5 separate regions of the Homo sapiens genome follow, and regions 1, 2, 3 and 5 are each linked to region 4. Evidence: chromatin contacts called from ENCODE Hi-C or POLR2A ChIA-PET data. All regions are on one chromosome and are shown on one strand. The core of a region is the stretch at or near the end of the contact, and the rest is flanking DNA. Distances in the headings are between cores, read along the strand shown. Region 1 overlaps MAN1C1 (mannosidase alpha class 1C member 1). Region 2 overlaps LDLRAP1 (low density lipoprotein receptor adaptor protein 1). Region 3 overlaps MAN1C1 (mannosidase alpha class 1C member 1). Region 4 holds the start of MACO1 (macoilin 1). Region 5 holds the start of SYF2 (SYF2 pre-mRNA splicing factor).

Region 1 (2,700 bases), core at 65-2,564, 250 kb after region 4:
TCACTTAGAATAAGAGCCTTCAGCTCCTTCTAAGTTGCTGCAAAGGACATTATTTCATTCCTTTCTATGGCTGAGTAGTATTCCATGGTGTATATATGCCACATTTTCTTTATCCACTCATTGGTCGATGGGCACTTGGGTTGGTTTCGTATCTTTGCAATTGCAAATTGTGCTGCTATAAATGTGTATGCAAGTGTCTTTTTCATATAATGACTTATTTTGCGGGGGGGGGGGGAGGTGGTTACCCAGTGTGGGATTGCTGGATCAAATGATAGTTCTACTTTTAGTTCTTTAAGGAATCTCCATACTGTTTTCCATAGTGGTTGTACTAACTTATATTCCCACCAGCAGTGTAAAAGTGTTCACTTTTCACCACATCCATGCCATGGCTGCTTTTTATTGAGCACATATTATATACGAGCCATTGTGCTCAACACTTTACATCTGTTATTTACTCTTAGGGTTATTCTAAGGATTAAGTATTTCTGTCCTTTTACAGATGAGGAAACTGAGACTTACAGGGGTTAAGTCACTCACTCAAGGCCACACAGCCAGTAAGGTGGCAGAGCCCTAGAGCAGCCTCTCAAGCTTCAATGTGCGTTTGAATCACCTGGGGCTCTTGTTAAACTGCTGCTACAGATTCAGCAGGTGGGAGAGTGGAACTGAGGTACTCTGTTTCTGACGTGCCCCCTGGGTGGCCCTACTCCTGGTCCCTGGAGCACTTTGAGCAGCGAGAGTTTCTCTGCCTGTATGGCCCACACTCTCGACCCTGATGCCTTAGAAACAGCTGCAGACAGGATGCGATTCCTGAGACTGCTCAAACCTGAAACCCCATGGGCAGGATGTGGGTGAGCTGTCTGGACCTCAGGTGGGTGGGAGTTGTATCATATGCTCATTTCCCACATTGGCCTTTCAATAGCTTGAGTAAACCCGAAACTGAGAGGGTTGGAGGCAGCATCTCCCCTTCTACTCCCCCGCTTCACCTCCCCGGGCAACCAAACCCCACCCGTGCCCAGCTTCTGAGCGATAGACCTGGGCTGTGTATTTGCAGGAGCCTCACTGGGGTCACCAACCAGGTCATGTTGTGTTGCCCCAATAAATGGAACTGGATCAGAAAATCCAACGTGGATAGTTTTTAGGTGCCAAGCTGTCAGCTCTTCCCTTGGACTGTGCTGAAAGTGGAAGAGGAGAAAAAAATCAACCCAATGTTCTAAGCTCTCTGTCTACATAGTCATTAGATCCCAGGATCGTTAGAGACCAAATCCCTTCCCACTTGGCCCCTGCAAATGGGGCCAGGTGTCACTGCTGGGAGACGCCAGTAAGGCTGCACGTCATGGTGTGAGCACTTGTCTTTAATGACTGGGAAAATCCATTTCCTTCCTTGGCAGCTTTGAATGTAGCAACTGTGGTTCTGGGTCACTGCCAGAGCCAGCCTTGTGTGTATGTGTGTGATTTTTTAAAGTGGGGGAGAATGTCTCAATATTCAATGCTCACCCCCTTCCTTCCAAGTTGTACCCCCAGAGAACTGTCCAACACAAACTTTGGAGTTTTCCACTCTGGGAGTGGTCTGCTGGCACCCACGTGTCCTCCCCTCCTCTAATGCATCCTTTCTCTCTTGATCTCATTGTTCTGGGGTCCTCAGCTGAGTGGGCATCTGTGCCTGGGTGATCGATTCTAGTCTCTTTTCTGCAGGAGAGAACTCTTGAGCTCTGAGACAGGTAGAAAGAAAATCTTAAACCAAATAATAATGTTCTGCCTCACACTAGTAAATATTTTGCACTAAAAAATTCCGTGTCATTTTGATTTGTTCAGGTAGACAAGAACATCTTTTGTTTGAGGAAGAACTGAAGAGATTTCTTGGGATTCAGCTCCGATGGCTCTGCCTGTATCTCTCTATCATTGGAGCTTTGTTTTCCACCTTTGCAAGACTTGAGTGAAGGGAAGGCTTTGTGGTCTATTGTTAGGTGCTCTTTGAATCTATAAATCACAGGCTACAGGAAGGGAGGGGCTTCCAGAGACCATCTAGAGCCACCCTCTATCTCTAGCAGGGACACACACACACACACACACGTACACACACACAATGACTGCCTGTTGCGCGTTTCTAGAACCTAGTGGGGACAGGGGTACAGTTTCTTTTGGTGCATAGTTCTCATGTTGATTGGTTCCGACTGTCATGTTCTTGCACCTGTCCTGAGTATCTCTTGCTGTAGCTCTGGCCCTTTCCCCAGTCAGCTACTGCACTGCCCTGGCCCATGTTTCTTAGAGACATGGTTATCTCTGTGCTATTAGTGTCTGTGTCCTGGCCGAGGCAAGTCCCTTCCCTTTCTGAGTCTATATTCTTATAAAATGTGGCTTTGAGAATAGATGATGTTTCTGGTCTTAAAATTCTCTTTGACTCTGGAGTTCTGGATCTGTGCTTCTGTTTGATGTTGTTTCTCTTGCTGGGTGACCTTCTCTCTGACTCCCTGCTGTAAAGACCTCCTTTTTTTTTTTTTTTTTTTTTTTTTTTAATCAAAACCTAACTTGGTCCGACCTACCCCATGGCTGACCACCCAGGCACTTGCTTTTGACTTAAGGGTAGCACCATACGATGTCTTCTTTTTGTTTTTCATTTTAACAACCTGTATTTTTCACATCACAAAACCTTTCTAGATATTCACTGTAGAAAATTCAGAAAATATAGGTCAATAAGAAGAA
Region 2 (2,731 bases), core at 232-2,731, 130 kb after region 4:
AGTGATCTGACTTGGGCTGGTAATTAGCCCATATTTTTAGTTCATGGGCAATTCTCAATGGTAACTGGGTCTATTAAACTTGATTCAGATATGACAGCTTAAATTGTAAACAGCTGCGAAGAGTTTCATACTTAATTACCATATTTAAGTTTTGCCATAAAGTGCCTGTACTTCCATCAAAAATGTAAATGTTGGAGACATTCAAATGAGGTTTTATACTTTCGTGAAGTGTAATTGGCACGGATCAGTCAGTTTGTTTAGGAATTTTAAATATTTTTTTAAAAGGAGTTTTAAAGGCAGTGGCCACAGGTCCATTTCTCAATTAAATTGAGTTGTCTGGGGGAGGGCAGGGAGCGGGGCTGAGGCTGGTGAGGCCTGAACTTGTAGACTTGAAAGAGGCTGGTGCTTTCTTCTCTCAGCCAGGGCTTCAGAAGGAAGCTAGATGTTTCCGGCTATAGCTACGAACTCTGGGACTTCCACTCCCAGAAGCTGAGCTGATTAACCCTGGACTGGAATGGCTGAGAGAGGAAGGTGTTGAGATGAATATGGGCTGGGGATAGGTCCTGGGTGGAATGAGGCCTGCACCTCAGGTGAATGTAATTCACCCAGCATTGTTGCCACCTCTGGGAGGCTTTGGCCTGCTCCCGAGGGCAGGGGTGTTCAGATTGATTCTTGCTTTTAGGGTGCACAAAGCTGGGGGAAACACAGGCAGGGGAGCCAGTGACACTTTCACATGCATAGTGCCAGAGGGAGGTGGGTGGGGCTCGAGGAGTCTGGGACTGGTGACAGGAGAGGTGGTGACATCTGAGTTGGGTTTGGAGGGGTGAGGGAGAGTTCCCCTGGGGTGAAGGGCCGAGGTGTGGCCCTTCCTTACAGGTGGGTTATAGCACTGACCGGTTTTGGTCCCCGGGCCTTCATTGACATCTTGCTCCTATCAGGAAATTGACAAGCCTTCTACTCTCTTTGTGGGATCCAGTTATGGTCCCAACCGGAACCTAACTTTCACCTCTCTGGCTGTGGCTCATTTGGGGCAATGGCTGGGCCCTTCCAATTCTGGCTTTTCTGTTCTCCAATTCCAAGGGCTAAGTCCACAGGTAATTAGGGAGGGTTTCTTGGAGGAAGTAAGCCTCACAGTTCATTGAATTCAGGGAAGCCCAAAGGGGAAGGAAAAGACCTGGAGAAGAACAGCCTTTGCAGGCAGGGGCCCTAGAGTGAGAGTGAGAACTTTGGTGGGGCCAGAGATAGTAAAGATGGGGACTCTACTGCCTCTGCGAGGCTATGGCCTTATGACACCCCAGGCTGCTTTGGAGACCTGGGAAGGGCCAGGACCCTGCTCTGCCCAGCAGGCATTCCAGAGCCTGGGATGGAGCTGCAGAAGCTGCAGGGAGGGAGCCAGGGGGCCTGGCCTGGAGGCCCCAGCCCTCCAGTGCAGACTTGCTCTGCCCTGGCTGACACTGCACCCCTCCCCATCCCCACTTCCTGTTTTCAGGCACAGGCTGTTACCCTCACCGTAGCCCAGGCCTTCAAAGTCGCCTTTGAGTTTTGGCAGGTGTCCAAGGAAGGTGAGACTTTGCATCTACATTGTGGGTGTGGTGGGAGGTGGGGAGACACATAAAGGCCCTGGGGTCAGACCTGGACCGACTTCCTGCCTCATCACCCACCTGGCTTGTGACTGTGAGCAGGTCCCTTCACCGCTCAGAGTCTCGGTTTTCCCATCTGAAAAATGGGAACAGCCGTCTCCCTCCCCAAAGGTGCTTGTGAGGATTAACTGACATCCGAAAGGTTTCTTTCCTCCCGGCTGGAAACCTGAAACTGCCCCTTGAGGTTGGCCACCGCTAATCACCCCTGCCCGGTGATTGCTGGGGACAGAGTGCTGGGGTCTGAGGCTCCAACATGTTGTGCCTTGGTCCTGCAGAGAAAGAGAAGAGGGACAAAGCCAGCCAAGAGGGAGGGGACGTCCTGGGGGCCCGCCAAGACTGCACCCCCTCCTTGAAGAGCTGTGAGTCCTGACGGGGAAGGGGGATTGGCCATGCGGTGTTGGGGTTGCGCTTCACCCAGGGGGGTCCCACTCCTGCCTGGGCTGGGAGAGCCTCTTGGTTTTTCACTTGTGTTTTGTTAAATAAATAATACACGTTCATTACAGATCAATTAGAAAATGTAGATAAGGGGAAGAAATAACTCATTTTAGTACATTTTCTTCTAGATATGTCCCTATGCAAATATATAAATATGCGTCTATCTTTCTATATACTTAACATAGTATTGTGTGGTTGCTTAAGAAAACTTAACTATTGTGAATACAAAAGTTTCAGTCTAAGCCATTAGTCAGGTTCTCACTCTGTGGGCAGCTGCGCATCTGCTGTGGGGAGGTGCCAGGGCCGGGCTCTGCTGGGAGGCCTGGGCAAGGCCACATCAGAGGGGAGGGTCAGGGCCAGGACAGCCCAGGGAGGGGGCCAGGAAGGAAGAGGCTGATCTCCCACTGACAACCTGACCGGATCCCTCACAGTGGTCGCCACTGGGAACCTGCTGGACTTAGAGGAGACAGCTAAGGCCCCGCTGTCCACGGTCAGCGCCAACACCACCAACATGGACGAGGTGCCGCGGCCACAAGCCTTGAGTGGCAGCAGTGTTGTCTGGGTGAGTGGTTGTGTGGCCAGCAGATCGGTGATCCTCAGCCTGACCTCTGGGTGAGCCTGGGGCTGCTCCAGGGACCAGGCCCTGGGACCCGTGA
Region 3 (2,722 bases), core at 218-2,717, 210 kb after region 4:
TTATAGCATGATAAGGTTCTCTGTGCTCTGAGTGAAGTGCTGTTCAACTTGGCGCTAATAGGAGCGGGATTCAGGTTTGTGAGCTCTGGAACTCGAAGTCGACTTGCCTGTTAGAGAAGGGGGTTTTGGATTCTGTATAGCCTGTAGTCTTTTAAATGTAAGAATCCTCAGGGAGTCTGCTTTGAAGGGTAGTCGGGGCTAGGCTGGAACAATGCTTCCTGGACAGATCAGGTCAAAAATTCCCAGTGCGCGGGGTATTCTTAGAGCCCACACATCCTCTTAAGAGTTTAGCTGATCCAGCCAACAGCCTTGCGGCATACAGAGCATGGGCTGTCATCCTGTTTTATGGCTGAGAGGCTGAAGACCCTGAAAAGGGATGTGACCAACCCCAGGTCCCACCAGTTTAAATTGTGATGCCTAGACTTAAACCTCCCCTCCCCACTCCAAGGGTGATGTTCTTTCTGTGACATCATTTGAAGGCTAGTGGGTGATAACTTAGAGGAAGAGTTTTCACTTTGGAATGGAAGAGCGTAGAAACTGTCATAGCCTGGATAGGCATGTAAAAGAACCGGTCTTGTGAATCTTTAGACCAGGGTATCTACCCTTTATTGCAGTCCGGAATTATCTGGGGCATTTTAGTAAATACTGATGCCTGAGTTCCTCCAATTAAATCACAGATGCAAATTTAATTGGTCTTGGGTGTAGCCTGAGCACAGGGATTGAAAAATCTTTAGAATGAACCTATGGCAATTTTGTCTTAGCCTCGACTTATCTCTTTTCTGGCTGTAGTTCCCTTTGACCCACTTATGGAAGAGGTTGGAAATTTTCTGTATTTATTAAGACCTGCACCGAAATTGAGTGAGAAAAAAGCTGGAGACAAGAGTCAAAACTGAGTTTTCCAGAGTTAAGAGCAGACACTGTTTACATGATACGGATAAGCCATGAATTTATTAAAACTTTAAGAGAAATATTGAAAACACCTACCATCTATTGAGTCTCAGTTGCAAGAGCTGAAGGAAAGACAAAGACGAGTCTCTGGCTTTAAGGAATTTTATTGTGTAATCTTGGCATGTACTGGAATCACTTCTAACCACATACAGATGCATGGATGTAGGGAAATATTACTTGGCTGCATCAATATTTGCCTGTCCCACCTAAATCTTTTTTGAGGAAGTAGCCAGGACATAAACAGCTGAAATGAAAATATTTGCTTGTCCCGAAGTCGATTTCCCCACAGGCCATCGCCCTCCCTCCTGTGGCTGCCTCTGCTATTCTCATTAGCTAAGCAGCCTTGCCCTTACAGAGATCCTGAGGGCCTTACAGAGATCCTGAGGGCAACAAAGCCGGTGGTCATCTGTAAAATCCAGTAACTGATTGATGCTCAGGAAATAGGAGATACTGAAGAAGTGAAAGAGCCTAACCCAGTCCCAGGTGGTTCCGACTCTGCAGCCGTGCTCTGCTGTTTCATCTCAGCCATGCCAGGTGCTAGACGTGACTTCACCTGAGAATTGCTGACCTGGGTTGATCAGATCAAATCTATCCAGGCCACCTCTGGCAGAGCAGCAGAAAGTGAGAATATGCTGTAGATTAGTGTGAGAATCCTCCCCAGGGCTTAATGATGGTCCCTTGGAGAGCTCTGTTTCTATGCAAGAAACCTGTGAATTCTCAACCTTTGCCAACTTGCAATCGTTCTTCAATCTGCCCCAACTATTTCTAGCAAATTCTTTGGCTAATACAGCATAGAAAACACATCCTATTTGTCCCAGACTTATTTCATTCCAGCTTCAAGGGGTGGACATTTAGCCTAAGAGCATTCATAGAGAGTCAGACTTCAGAGAATATATTTCCCTCTGTTAAATCGTATATGAAACCAAGCTTGCTCCGAGGCCGCTGGCTGCAGGAAGCAGTGACGAGGATGGAGCTTGGCAGATGGTTGTAGCTGTGGTTTCCTGGAGGCCTGTGTGGGGAGATGATTGTTTGTATATTGGTTTTCATTTATGTATTGGTCTTATTTTCATCTTCCTGAGGTACCCAGATGCTATGGTGATAGATTGATTGGAAATGACTCATTTGTCAGGGTTCTGTGGGGGACGTAGGTTCCCTTCTCATGCGCAGCAGAGTCTAAGATGTTTAATTAGACGCTGAGACATTTCTGCATGGGTCCATTTCTGCCCATTCTCCCAGGTGGACGCCATTTCTTAGATTGCAGAGGGACGGGGTTGGGGAGGGACCTTCTAGTTCTCCATCCTCTCCCTCTATCCTCTTATTTTGTCTGGCTGCAGTCCTTAGTCCTACCTCCCTTTTAATTAATTAATTAATTAATTAATTTATTTACTTACCTTTGAAACAGAGTTTCATTCTTGTCACCCAGGCTGGAGTTCAATAGCACGATCTCTGCTCACTGCAACCTCTGCCTCCTGGTTTTAAGCGATTCTCCAGCCTCAGCCTCCTGAGTAGCTGGGACTACAGGCACCCGCCACCACGCCTGGCTAATTTTTTTTTTTTTTTTTTTTTGTATTTTTAGTAGAGATGGGATTTCACTGTGTTGGCCAGGCTGGTCACGAACTCCTGATCTCAGATAATCCACCTGTCTCGGCCTCCCCAAGTGTTGGGATTACAGGCCTGACCCACCACGCCTGGCCTTTTATATATATATATTTATTATTATTATTATTATTATTATTATTTGCCTCAGCTTCCCGAGTAGCTGGGATTACAGACA
Region 4 (2,700 bases), core at 47-2,546:
GTTAAAAACAGTATGACTACTATTCTAGTATGACTACTATTCTAGTATGACCACTATTCTATTTAATAGCAATAGTAACATTATCATCCATAGGGGAAAATTGGAAAACAAGCAAATACAATAAAATGTCAACTGTATTTGTGTTAATGTGATGAGACTCATTGGTGTTTTTTCCTTTTCGGCCACTTTCCTACATTTTCCCCAGTTTTCTCTAATGATAAACATTCTTTTTATTTCTCTTAAAAAAAAACACCATGCGGACTTTTCTAAGTGTTACTTTGCCATACGTACGTGGCAGGGGAGTTATAAGGAGTAAATGAGCAAATACACGCAAATTACCCAGCACGGTGCCTGGCATAAAATCGGCGCTCAATGAGTACGAAGCGTGAAGGGTCGCCGGCCCCGCGTCCCCGCCTTGCAGGAGCCCGGACCCGCCGAGCAGGCTCCCGGTCCGGCCCGGCCCGGCCCGGAGGCCGATGCTTCGCGGTAGTGCCCTCGCGGGTCCTGCGGACTCGGCGCCCGCGGGGCCCACAGCGCTGCCCAGCCTGTGGACGTGGAGCCCGGGCCGCACCGCCGCACACGCCCCGGGCATCTCTGCGCTACGTCGCGCGCCCCCACGGCTCCGCCCCGTGGCGTAACCCGGGGCGGGGCCGCCACCTCCGATTGGCCGGCGCGCTGTCACCACGTCGCGGGAAGCTGGCAGGGTGTGTGTCTGTGTGCGTGTGGGGTTTGCTTTGTCATTCGTACCCCCGGTGCGCGCTGACGCGGTCGGCCTGGCCGAGCTCTCCAGCATCCGCAGAAGGGTCCCCGGCGCTGTTCCTGGGATGCTCCCTTACATAATGACGCGACTGGCTGAAGCGCACGTCAGCGCAGACACCGCACATGCCGCAAACCCGGGCCTTCCGATTTCATACATTGCTAGACGAGAGCCTACAATGCCATGCCGTACGGTATGCTCTAGTAGGGATTACAATACAATGAAACGCAACCCAATAATAATAAAGCATACCTTCGCAACAAGGCGTAATATAGGATGTTATATTTATAGGGCCTATTTATAAGCCTCTATTTAAATCTTTTCTGATAGGCTCAGCCGGGGACCCAGACACTATAATGATTGGCGCATTCTTCCGTCCTTCAAAGGGGCGGGTTCTAGAGTCAGTTTTGCCTCAGCGGGCCCTGGGATTGGCCGACAGCGGTTTACCGGTGGCTTCTATTGGCCTCCCGGGCCGTCCGTCGGAGCCGAGGAGGCGGGGCAGGCGGCTGGCTGGTGCTGGGCGGGCGGGCCCCGGAATTGTCATTTCTTTGTTTCCGAAGGCGGAGGAGGCTCCGAGCCCCCCCTCCCCGTGCTACCCCCTCCCCCCGGGTGCTGGCTCCATGTCTGTGTGACCGGCCTCAGGGGTAGAGTCCAGGCCCGACGCGGGGCGGGCCAGCGGCGGCGGCAGCTGAGGTGAGAGACGGCGGCGGCGGCGCGGGCACCCGGCCCCCCAGCGGGAGGATGAAGCGGCGGAACGCCGACTGCAGTAAGCTCCGCCGCCCCCTAAAGCGGAACCGGATCACCGAGGGCATTTACGGCAGGTGAGCGGCTGCACCCCCACTCCGCGGGCGCGGGCCCTGCGGTCCCCCTCCAGCTCCGAGGGGCCTGGCCCCGTTATGTAACCCCGAGTAGGCCGCACGCCCGCGCCGGGGGCTCTCCTAAGGAGCGCTGGCCCCGGAGCCGCTGGCCCGCCCGCCGGGGTCCGCCCCGGGTGCGCGGGGCGTGGCGAGGGTCGGCCCGGCCGGGCGGGCAGGGCGCGGCGGGCGCTGGCTGAGGGAGCCGCCGCGCCGCCGTTGGAAGCGCCGGGCCCGCCGGGGGGAGGGGCGGAGAGCCCCCAACCAGCCCGGCGTTCCTCAGCATCCCGGCCATGCCGCTGGGCCGGGAGGGCCGCTTCCGGGACCTCTGACTGGCCGCCGCTGGCCCCCGAGCCCCCCGGTGGCCTGGGGGCTTGCCGGCCGGAGCCAGGAGGCGCGTGGACCACAGCGCGGGGGGGTGGGGGAGGCTGACAAAGTTGAGAGCCCACTGTGGCCCCTCGTTCCCCCAAGCTGCCAGCATACTGGCCTGGGGCCATGCTGTCACTTCTTTCACCTTCTGCTTCCCATATGGGATCTCAAACTTGGCACCCAGGGCTGAAGCTGATACCCCCAAATCATGCCCTGTGGCCCTGCTCCAGATTCGGAAGGGTCTGATGACCAGTTTTTCAGCAAATATTGTTTTGACAATTCCAAGCAGATAGCTTGCTTTGAACGTTTTTAAAAAGGGATTTTCTCCAAACTCTTTTTTTTTTTTTTCATCCGCAAGAAAAGCAGTGTCCCTTTAAATAGAAATTGAATTCAGTCCACCGGTAGAGAAAGACAACAGGTTCATGGGGCAACTTACTATCATAGCTTCCCCAAGTCGATTTGTGTACGACTGTTATTTTCTGGTTCTTCTCAGAATGTTACTTGTAAATGGTATTTGCCTTGATACAGATTTCGGTGGAGAAGTAATTAGTTTACAAAGAAGAATTCTCAGCATGTGGATGTAGGCTTAATTGAGTCCTCATGGTGTTTTACAATTAGCTTCTCTAGCTGTGGGATTTCAAGAAATATGTGAGGTAGCTGATGACACCCAAGTTGTCTTAACATAACTGTACACCTTGCACATGCTCTTGTTTACAGATG
Region 5 (2,700 bases), core at 8-2,507, 200 kb before region 4:
GTCTCACTACAACAGTCAGAGTGATTTTGGGATTTTGTGAAACCATGGCCTAGCTGTCAGGTCACTCCATGGTGAAACAGGGGCTGCTTTTCTCTTTCTCTGCTCCAACTGCAGCAAGCTATTTGCTGGACTCTTATCCCTAATACAAATTCTCTTTCTTTGAATTTGTTCCCTTTGCTTGGATATCTCTTTCTCTAACTCCTTTAGTTGTCTGGCTTTCAAACAGTAGTTTAGGTGTCACCTACTACATGAGGCACCCCCTGGAGACCCACAAACTGCATTCCTCTCTCCTCCTCTGCACCTCCAGGGCACTTAAACATCAGATTCCCTATCAACTGGCTGAACTACCACACTGTAGACTTTCAAAAGTTTGCCATTTTTTTTATTTTCTTTTTATTCTTTTCCCCCAGAAGTCCCAAAAACAGATGATTATTTTCTTTTCACTCAAACAGATTCTGACAGAAGATTATTATTTTTTAAAGTGAACCAGGTCTCTTACTGACACTAGACAAGTTTCTTCCTGTCTCTAGCTCTACATATTTCCCTAGGTAAAATGAAGAATTTGTTGGAATCACGGAGCAGGGAGGTTGTTAGTAATGGAGACTCCCAAACCTAACCCAGATACATTAAATTGGATGTGGGTGGGAGAGGGGCTGGAGTGAACAGTTATATTTTCAAATGTTCTCAGAATGATCCCAATGTGCTGCCAGGGTTGAGTACCACCGAACAGAGCTTTCCTCTCAGATGATCCTGCTCTGTTGGTCTGTCAGACGCAGTGGTGTGGCTTCCTCGTCCCCTCTACAAAAGCGCACAGGCTTGGCCAGATGACGGATCTAAGCCGGCCTCCAAGACTACTCACCCGCATCAGGTGCAGCTCCCGGAATTTGCGCAGTCTCTGTTCGCGCTTCTGAGCGGCCAGCTCCGCCGCCGCAGCGAGGGACCCCTCCTCCGCGCTGTCCACCAGCACCTGCGACAAGGAGAACTGGCTTCAGGCAGAGCCGGCTCAGCTTCTCCCAGGACTGCCCAGGCCGAGTCCCCGCCGGTCCCCACAGGCTGGGCCTAGGGCCTCCACCGCCGACTTGACCCCACAGTGTCTGAGCCTCCCTGAAGCGAAACTAGACTTCGCCTCCACCTCTCTCCAGGCCGCTCCCCGGAACCCTCACCAACAAAACCCCCGGTGTACGGTGGGTGGAACTCACCTCGGATGCAGCTATAGCCGCCATCACAACCTTTCTCTCTTCCCACTTCCGGCAACAAGATAGAGCACTTCCGTCAACCTTCAGACAAACGGGCCGATACGTACGAATGGGCTACCATAAGCCCCGCCCCTTCCGGGAGGTCTCCGGAAGTTGGGACCCTTTTAGCTATGAAATATTTTGGATTGCGTAGGGTCTTGCGCAGCCGCGAAAAGTAGCGTGGGCCAGGACAGCGGGAGGTAAGTCGCCAAGAAAAGGGTTGGGAAGAGCTCAGAATCGGACGGCTAGGAAGAAATGACCAAAAGGAGCCTGATAGCCCCCTATTCTGCACGCTGTTCCTGGAAACCGCCTTTGCAAAGACAGTGAGAGAAATCTAACATGGCTCACTCCATCTTGCTTCTAGCCTCGCAGGCCGGCTGTCTTCGCTCATTCCTGGGCATAAACCAAGCTAACCATGGGAGAATTTATAGTTTAACTTTTAAGCAAGGATGATCATAGTCCCTTCCTTAAACAGGGCCCCTCCTTGTTTGGGGGCTGAAACTGCCTTTATAAAACTAATGAAAGACCGGGAGGTTAGGATTATGAGGGGAGAATTCTGCTAAAATGTAGTAAACGATAACCAGCCATTGTTTCGGAGGACATCGGATGTGTAACTTCCCCAATTATTCCTGTAGATAACGTTATCGTAGCACCTAAGATTGGTCTTTTGAGGCATTTTTCAGACTTTCGCATTCTGGCAACTAACTGACCCCACCCAGACTCGTGACCCATGACCCAACCGCTTCTTCTGTCCCACTCCTCCCCCAAGAGGCGGACTCAGCTGTTGAGGAGTGTAGTCCACACCCCTGTGATTGCATCTCCAACCAATCAGCAGCATCCATTCCCTAGTGCCCTGCCCACACCAAACTATGAAATACCCTAACCTCTGAGCTGACCCTTCAGGAAAACTTACTTGAGTGGTAACCCTTCTTCCCTGAGGCCAGCCTCAGGTTAATACAACTGTATACTGCAGTAGCACTTTTCAGTGAATTGGTTTTGTCTGCAGTAAGCAGGAAAAACCTGCAGTGCCATTCATTCCCATGAGTGGAAAGTTCTTTCCATTTAGAGCTTAAGGTGTTGTCACTTTCTCCAAGAAGCAGGTCTTGCCCTTGGCCTGGTGTGGTGGTTCATGGCTGCAATCCCAGCACATTGCGGGGCGGAGGCGGGAGGATTGCTTGAGCCCAGGAGTTCAAGACCAGCCTGGACAACAAAGTAAGAATCAGTCTCTAAATTAAAAAATAAAAGTAATTTTTTTTTGTTTTTTTGTTTTGAGACAGAGTCTTGCACTATCACCCAGGCTGGAGTGCAGTGGCACCGATCTCGGCTTACTGCAACGTCCGGCTCCCGGGTTCAGACGATTCTCCTGCCTCAGCTTCCCGAGTAGCTGGGATTACGGGTGCCTGCCACCATGCCCAGCTAATTTTTGTATTTTTAGTAGAGATAGGGTTTCACCATGTTGGCCAGG

The links. Hi-C counts contacts between places; a loop is a spot of excess contacts on that map. ChIA-PET counts read pairs that join two places held with the same protein, here RNA polymerase II (POLR2A). Pooled maps may share reads with other maps.
Region 1: a loop to region 4 is called in a map with no recorded cell type, with 7 times the contacts of the local background. The contact joins the enhancer-like site here to the promoter of MACO1 in region 4. A Hi-C loop is called at or near these places in 6 of 37 single-sample maps with no recorded cell type and 7 of 50 pooled maps.
Region 2: a map of CD8-positive, alpha-beta T cell shows a loop between it and region 4 (2.7-fold over the local background). The contact joins the enhancer-like site here to the promoter of MACO1 in region 4. A Hi-C loop is called at or near these places in 3 of 168 maps with a recorded cell type or tissue (CD8-positive, alpha-beta T cell, mammary epithelial cell and naive thymus-derived CD4-positive, alpha-beta T cell) and 12 of 50 pooled maps. POLR2A ChIA-PET finds 5 or more read pairs at or near these places in 10 of 52 experiments (BJ, CD4-positive, alpha-beta T cell, CD4-positive, alpha-beta memory T cell and 7 more).
Region 3: a pooled map shows a loop between it and region 4 (3-fold over the local background). The contact joins the enhancer-like site here to the promoter of MACO1 in region 4. A Hi-C loop is called at or near these places in 1 of 37 single-sample maps with no recorded cell type and 5 of 50 pooled maps. POLR2A ChIA-PET finds 5 or more read pairs at or near these places in 2 of 52 experiments (activated T-cell and endothelial cell of umbilical vein).
Region 5: a map of B cell shows a loop between it and region 4 (24-fold over the local background). The contact joins the promoter of SYF2 here to the promoter of MACO1 in region 4. A Hi-C loop is called at or near these places in 13 of 168 maps with a recorded cell type or tissue (B cell, CD4-positive, alpha-beta memory T cell, CD8-positive, alpha-beta T cell and 9 more), 20 of 37 single-sample maps with no recorded cell type and 27 of 50 pooled maps. POLR2A ChIA-PET finds 5 or more read pairs at or near these places in 34 of 52 experiments (A549, AG04449, AG04450 and 27 more).

Annotation. Positions count from the first base shown.
Region 1 is chr1:25,675,362-25,678,061 of GRCh38, forward strand. All of the region lies in intron 1 of MAN1C1 (mannosidase alpha class 1C member 1), which reads left to right. Among named protein-coding and RNA genes, the nearest start is that of MAN1C1, 60 kb to the left of the region's middle. RefSeq lists a silencer at 883-952 and an enhancer at 1,033-1,082. Within about 2 kb of position 1,315, at least 4 of the 41 ENCODE cell types and tissues checked have a DNase peak (open chromatin) inside an H3K27ac peak, as active enhancers do.
Region 2 is chr1:25,561,155-25,563,885 of GRCh38, forward strand. LDLRAP1 (low density lipoprotein receptor adaptor protein 1) reads left to right here. Exons shown (of 9, transcript NM_015627.3): 5 at 1,490-1,562; 6 at 1,916-1,999; 7 at 2,507-2,637. Among named protein-coding and RNA genes, the nearest start is that of LDLRAP1, 19 kb to the left of the region's middle. RefSeq lists an enhancer at 2,090-2,717. Within about 2 kb of position 1,482, at least 16 of the 41 ENCODE cell types and tissues checked have a DNase peak (open chromatin) inside an H3K27ac peak, as active enhancers do; they include CD4-positive, alpha-beta T cell and CD8-positive, alpha-beta T cell, where a contact is called at or near this core.
Region 3 is chr1:25,640,929-25,643,650 of GRCh38, forward strand. All of the region lies in intron 1 of MAN1C1 (mannosidase alpha class 1C member 1), which reads left to right. Among named protein-coding and RNA genes, the nearest start is that of MAN1C1, 25 kb to the left of the region's middle. RefSeq lists an enhancer at 2,032-2,081. Within about 2 kb of position 1,468, at least 10 of the 41 ENCODE cell types and tissues checked have a DNase peak (open chromatin) inside an H3K27ac peak, as active enhancers do.
Region 4 is chr1:25,429,601-25,432,300 of GRCh38, forward strand. It overlaps MACO1 (macoilin 1), which reads left to right and starts at 1,297. Exons shown (of 11, transcript NM_018202.6): 1 at 1,297-1,578. The coding sequence starts at 1,499. It also overlaps a transcript of RHCE not described here. RefSeq lists silencers at 323-762, 1,153-1,812.
Region 5 is chr1:25,231,245-25,233,944 of GRCh38, forward strand. It overlaps SYF2 (SYF2 pre-mRNA splicing factor), which reads right to left and starts at 1,258. Exons shown (of 7, transcript NM_015484.5): 1 at 1,200-1,258; 2 at 860-967. The coding sequence starts at 1,223. LOC124903881 (a long non-coding RNA gene) reads left to right here and starts at 1,345. Exons shown (of 2, transcript XR_007065555.1): 1 at 1,345-1,435. RefSeq lists enhancers at 1,076-1,225, 1,368-2,281, 1,466-1,715.